Regions from separate parts of the Homo sapiens genome. Here region 1 is linked to region 2. A link is a contact called in ENCODE Hi-C data. All regions are on one chromosome and are shown on one strand. Each heading gives the region's core, a stretch centred on a gene start or an enhancer-like site at or near the end of the contact. The rest is flanking DNA. Distances are from core to core; before and after follow the strand shown.

Region 1 (2,700 bases), core at 173-2,672, 170 kb after region 2:
TACTGACCAAAACCAACATTATGCAGCTCATGATAGTTTTTAATGTTTAAGAAGCATCACCTGGCTTTGTGTAGCCTCTGTATAGAGGAATTCTTTATGGAAATGACACCTTTCTTCCATTGTACACACATTGGTAGAGAATGCCAGTTTTGAGGTGGAGGAAAGCAACATTTAACTTCTTCTACGGGACTGACATACATTTTCTAATCACTACCATGTTGCTTTCATCTGTTTAAGGTGTTATTTTCTTCTATGTAATATGAAAAATTATCAAGGAGGTGACATTTGAACTGGGCCTTGAAGGATAAGTAGAAGTTCACCAAGCATCAAAACAAGGAAAGAAAAATGTCCAGTTTCAGTTATCTCTCTCTCATCATACCTAGCAGAGTAAATGCTAGATAAATATTTAGTCCAAGTTGCAAAAGCTGAAAGGTCAAGTTCCTAAACAAACTGTAAAAGAACCAACCTGATTTGAGGTAAACTGTCATTTTACTAGGTGATAACATTTCAGTGAAAGGTATTCTGAGACAGTGAAAAACTTGCAGGTCTTGCCAAGATTTGCAACCCTTCTGGGAGAAAAGAGACCCTGTGCCAGGAAGCCAAATATTGTGGTTTGCTTGATTTTCTTAAAATAAATATTTCTAGACTTAATCCATCCAAATAAATTAAGACAGTATCCCTGGGAGACCTCAAGTGCTACAATTCTTAGCAAACTTTTGGAAGCCCCTTCTTGGAATGGTGTTCAATGCCTACAACACTTCCCTTTGAATATCTTCAGAGTAGATAGATTTGATTTCTGAAACAAGAAATTCATGCAGAGGCCTGCCTTGAGTTGGACTAGTTTTGGAAGAGAGTACAGCTGTAAACTCACCGTGATTTTCTTAATATAAATTTATTCTTAAAACTGTAAGAGAAGAATTTCAAAAATATCTTTAGTATCATGAGAATACATGTATAACCTCCTGAGGTGACTACTTTGAAGGACAAAGCTTACATGAAAATACAGTCACGCCTAGAAGCATAAGCACACCTGCCCACTGGCCAAGTTGGGCTTAGAAGCAGGTAACTCATGCTTACCACCCCCCACTTTGTCTTTTGAAAAGCACTGGCCTCTGAGGCAGTTTGCAATGGGTTCCATGCCCTCCTCGGTGCCCGTTTCTACAAAAGCAGTTCATGAGATGTGGCTATTTCACATAGGACCCTGCAGAAAAGCACAGAGGGGAGGCAAGCTATGCCCTGTGAGGACATTAGAAATGGCCCAGAATCTAGCAAGAGAAAAAGCAACCATTCACTCTGTGGCCCTGGGATTCACCCAGATCCAGCTGCCGCAGAAGAGAGGGGAGGTGCCAGTCCTCAGATGGCAAAAGATAAACGTGGAAAACGGAAACAGCCTGAATCATGCGTGCTAAACCGTATCCTCAAGTAGTGGCAAGACTGTGTTGTGTAGGGAGGTTGGAAAGCAAAACGTGGTGTGGGATGAGTCACGGCCAGCACATTGAAACTATAAGAGGGTGTGAGGGACAGTGTGGGTGGAAGAGGCAGAACTCATGATTTGTGGGTAATAAGTTGGGTAATGAAATAATAGGAGGAACTCATGGGTCTTGAGCCTTTGTGAATTCTCTCCTGCTATCTAAGACACTCCATTGTTATGAAATAACATTTTTCAGGGTCTAATTGCCTTGTGTTTTGGCACTTATGTTTCTTCTGACTTTTGGTTTACCCAGATTCTCCTTCCCGTCTGGCTCCCCAGACAGTGATTTACTTAATGCTTTGCATTTTAAGTGACATCATCTGTTTTCCAGACAAATACCGTGGCAGCCTACACACCTTGAAGCACCACCACCATCTTGTGTTTATCACCATATCCTCTTATAACTAAACATTTACAAAAGACATTCTCATGCCTTTTTTCTGGGGGGTTGGGTTGGCGGGGCGGTGGGGGGGGCGCGGGGAGACAGGGTCAGCATTGAAAGTCATCACATTTCAAACACCAGAATTTGGGCCAGGCACAGTGGCTCACGCCTGTAATCCCACCACTCTGGAAGGCAGAGGTGGGCAGATCACTTGAGGCTAGGATTTTGAAACCAGGCTGCCCAACATGGTAAAACCCCGTCTCTACTAAAGATACAAAAATTAGCCAGCCAGGCGTGGTGGCAGGTGCCTATAATCCCAGCTACTCAGGAGGCTGAGGCAGGATAATCTTTTGAGCCTGGGAGGCAGAGGTTGCCAGTGAGCTGGGTTCATACCACTGCATTCCAGCCTGGGCGACAGAGCAAGACTGCCAAACAAACAAACAAACAAAAACAGAACCAACCAGCCTACCCACCCACCCACCCAGAATTTTAGTGGATGAACTCCAGAATAACTTGTCTATCCCTGTTACCTTGTCCTGGGGAATTCTCTTCCTCATTTGTTCTTCCTCTTTGAGAATATTGTTCCTTGCACACAGGCTGGCCCTCAGTAAGTACTCAAATATGTCATGAATGAATAAATAAAGGAATCATCTGTTGATAACACAAATCTTTTCAAGATGGTTTAACTTCTATGCTTCCTGGAGGCAAGGAGATAGATGACTTTCTAAAATCCCTTTAGTTGCTAGGCCTTGAACATTTAAAGACCAGCATTCGAAGGACTTTCCAAAAAGTGACACTGTATTCCACTGTCAGCATTGTGGGGAGTGAGTTGAGGGAAGAAGATAGT
Region 2 (2,700 bases), core at 177-2,676:
CAAATCCCATGTAAGTGGTCAGAGCACAAATGAGGTTGTCGGTGGGTAGTCCTACCCTATTCATGAGCTCTTTCAGAACAATTTTCATTACTTTTTTTAAATACTGTTTTTGGCAAACACTTGATACTTGAAATAAAAAATGCATGAGTCACCTACTGGGATAGGCACAGTGTGTGGTTCATTGAATTTAGCTAAATTGTGAGTCATCCATCAATAGTCCTCTTGGTGAACATACTTGTAATAATTTCACACATTACAAACAAAAATAGGTATGATTTTCAAGATTCTTGAAGCTGTTTCCCTTGGGGATTCTTTGGATTGTGTTTAGAGTTTTTTGTGTTGCTAGGTGGTGAGAAACTTGTCAGCTTTGTTTTCAGATGGATCCAAGGCTTGTGTCTCTGTCACGTGATAAAAGAACTTTGGTTTGGGAGGCTCAGGGGCAGAGTATGAAGCTGAGCGTCATGAAGTGGGGGGAAACAGGAATTAGCGATTAATATTTGTCCTTGTCAGATCATTGACTTTTAAGATTGATTTTGGCATCTGAAAAATGTTTGGCTCCACTCTCAGGACAGAGTCAGAGCAGTAAGAATATGCACCTGTGTCCCCCACCCCCTTTTTTCTGATAGGAGAGAGCTGAGCAGGGTGGTTATGTGTCTGTGCACTACTGCCCTCTGTTGGATGGCACTAGAATTTCTCTGTATCCACACCCCAGCTGAATGAGCGCTCCTGGTTGGCTGGCAGGTGACCCAGGCAAATATGTCATTATTGGACTAAGACCAATTAAAAAAAAATAGTTGGCCTGTATAAACTAAGAGAGACCTCTCTCTGGTGGAGAAATAAGAGTGTAGACTTTCTGACCTGTAGGGTTCTTCTATTCTGGTGGCTGCCGGGCAAGAGGCTGGCATCTGCTGCTGAATGACAGGACAGACTTTGTGATTAAACTGCTAGATCTTTGGCTTTTCAGGAAGTGAAAATAATCACAAGATAAAGTATCCTTACTTGCATTTTTCCCCTTTCATAAGTGCAATAGGGCATAAAAGGGCTTTGGCTTTTGGCTACAATCAGAGGTGAAAGTTTTTATATGGATATAAGAAGAGAAGTTAAAGCTCTTTGCAAACTATGGCTAAAGTGCCATGTCAGTAAGACGTATACAGTGACCCAGGACACTGGCTGGGAAGTTTTCTTTGTTTTGGCAGATTCCTCTGCCCTCCTTCACCTTCTCCAAGGTAGCGAGAGTAAGTGTCCAGGCATGAGCCTTGGGGATACTGTCCTGCCACTACTGGCTGAGTAACTTGGGAAAGTTGTCTGACTCTTGGGCCACATTTTTTCTTTTGTGTAAAATGAGGCATTTGAAATAGATGCTATCTCAGAGTCGCTTCATTTCTGAGATGCAATAAATTATCTTTTCTTCCTAGATGATAATGTAAGCACAAAGAACAAAACTATTTAAAGACCACACACATACCCTCTCAAACAAATCACCTCCCTTTGGGAAAGCAACATGTTCACTGTGATAATTCAGCATCAGGACCTGAGGTGGTGGGAACAGCTTTGGCTGGTTTGCTGCTCTCCAAGGAGCTCCTGTGCCGGCCGCATTGGACAAGCATCTCTGCCCTGCGGCGCAGAGTCTCCAGGACCAGCAGATGGCGGACTTGCACAGTCCACACATTTTCCAGGTTCTCAAGGTAAATGGTACTGATTAACATCCAGAAATAACACCCACTGATGTTTGAACAAATTGCAGCGTTTTCCAGGCCACTAAAACCATGGCACTTTGTGAGCTGGAACATTTGCTAATATTTAAAATGGTTAGAAAGATTGTTAATCTATAATACTTTCGAGTGTTAACAGCCTCTTTCACCCACGCATCAGAAACCCTTAATAAATTGGCCTTCTTTTTTTTCAGGTGGGGAAATTAGGGCAGAGGGTCAATTGGCTAAGATCACAGCAGAACTAGTCCAAATAATTCAGACTATACACCTTGGTGATCTTTTAGAATTGTCGTTCCTCTTGCCCTTCCTTTCTTTAATGCCCACTTCTCTTGGTTGTGGAGGGGAATGTGTGTGTTGACTGGGGATATGGAAGAGGAATTGACGTCTTCTGCACTTTGGGGCATTGCCACCTGCCATGGTCATCAAAGCTCCTGATCGCCACAACCTGTATTCAGAATACCTGTGATAATAAGAACTGGCATTTATTGATTACTTACTTTGAGCCAGGCATTGTTCTAAGCATTTCTCACACACTAATCATTTAATCCTTCCAGCAGCCCATAAAGGAGGCAGAGAGAGTAAGTAACTTACCTAGAATAACAGATCTTTGTATTTTTCTAGGCTCTAAAAGCAGCAATGACTTCAATCTATTTTTTAGTGGTAATCACTCTTTCACCCCAGATATTTTCCAGCTAACAGATCATTGACTGATTTTTAATATTTAAATTGAGAAATTTATTGGAGCTTTGGTGATAATCATGTAAGTAAGCCCTGGTTATAGTAGCTTGTAATGCTATTATTAGTGTTCAAGATTTCCTTTCACAACCTTGTGCTTAGAAGGAATGATTCACTAGAAATGGAAATAAGATGTAAATGAAATGGGGAAGCTTGGCAATTTAATCACTCAAGTAATACATATTTTCAAAGTGCTCACTTAATCCACTAGTCACAAGGCGGCATTAGAGATGTGTTGGGGGGTTTCACTCCA

What was found. A loop is a pair of places that touch in the nucleus more often than their neighbours do. Pooled maps may share reads with other maps.
Region 1: a map of mammary epithelial cell shows a loop between it and region 2 (2.7-fold over the local background). The contact joins the enhancer-like site here to the promoter of LINC00609 in region 2. A Hi-C loop is called at or near these places in 1 of 168 maps with a recorded cell type or tissue (mammary epithelial cell), 2 of 37 single-sample maps with no recorded cell type and 3 of 50 pooled maps.

Annotation. Positions count from the first base shown.
Region 1 is chr14:36,237,374-36,240,073 of GRCh38, forward strand. No RefSeq gene overlaps it. Among named protein-coding and RNA genes, the nearest start is that of PTCSC3, 62 kb to the left of the region's middle. Within about 2 kb of position 1,423, at least 2 of the 41 ENCODE cell types and tissues checked have a DNase peak (open chromatin) inside an H3K27ac peak, as active enhancers do; they include mammary epithelial cell, where a contact is called at or near this core.
Region 2 is chr14:36,069,001-36,071,700 of GRCh38, forward strand. It overlaps LINC00609 (long intergenic non-protein coding RNA 609), which reads left to right and starts at 1,427. Exons shown (of 3, transcript NR_073454.1): 1 at 1,427-1,685.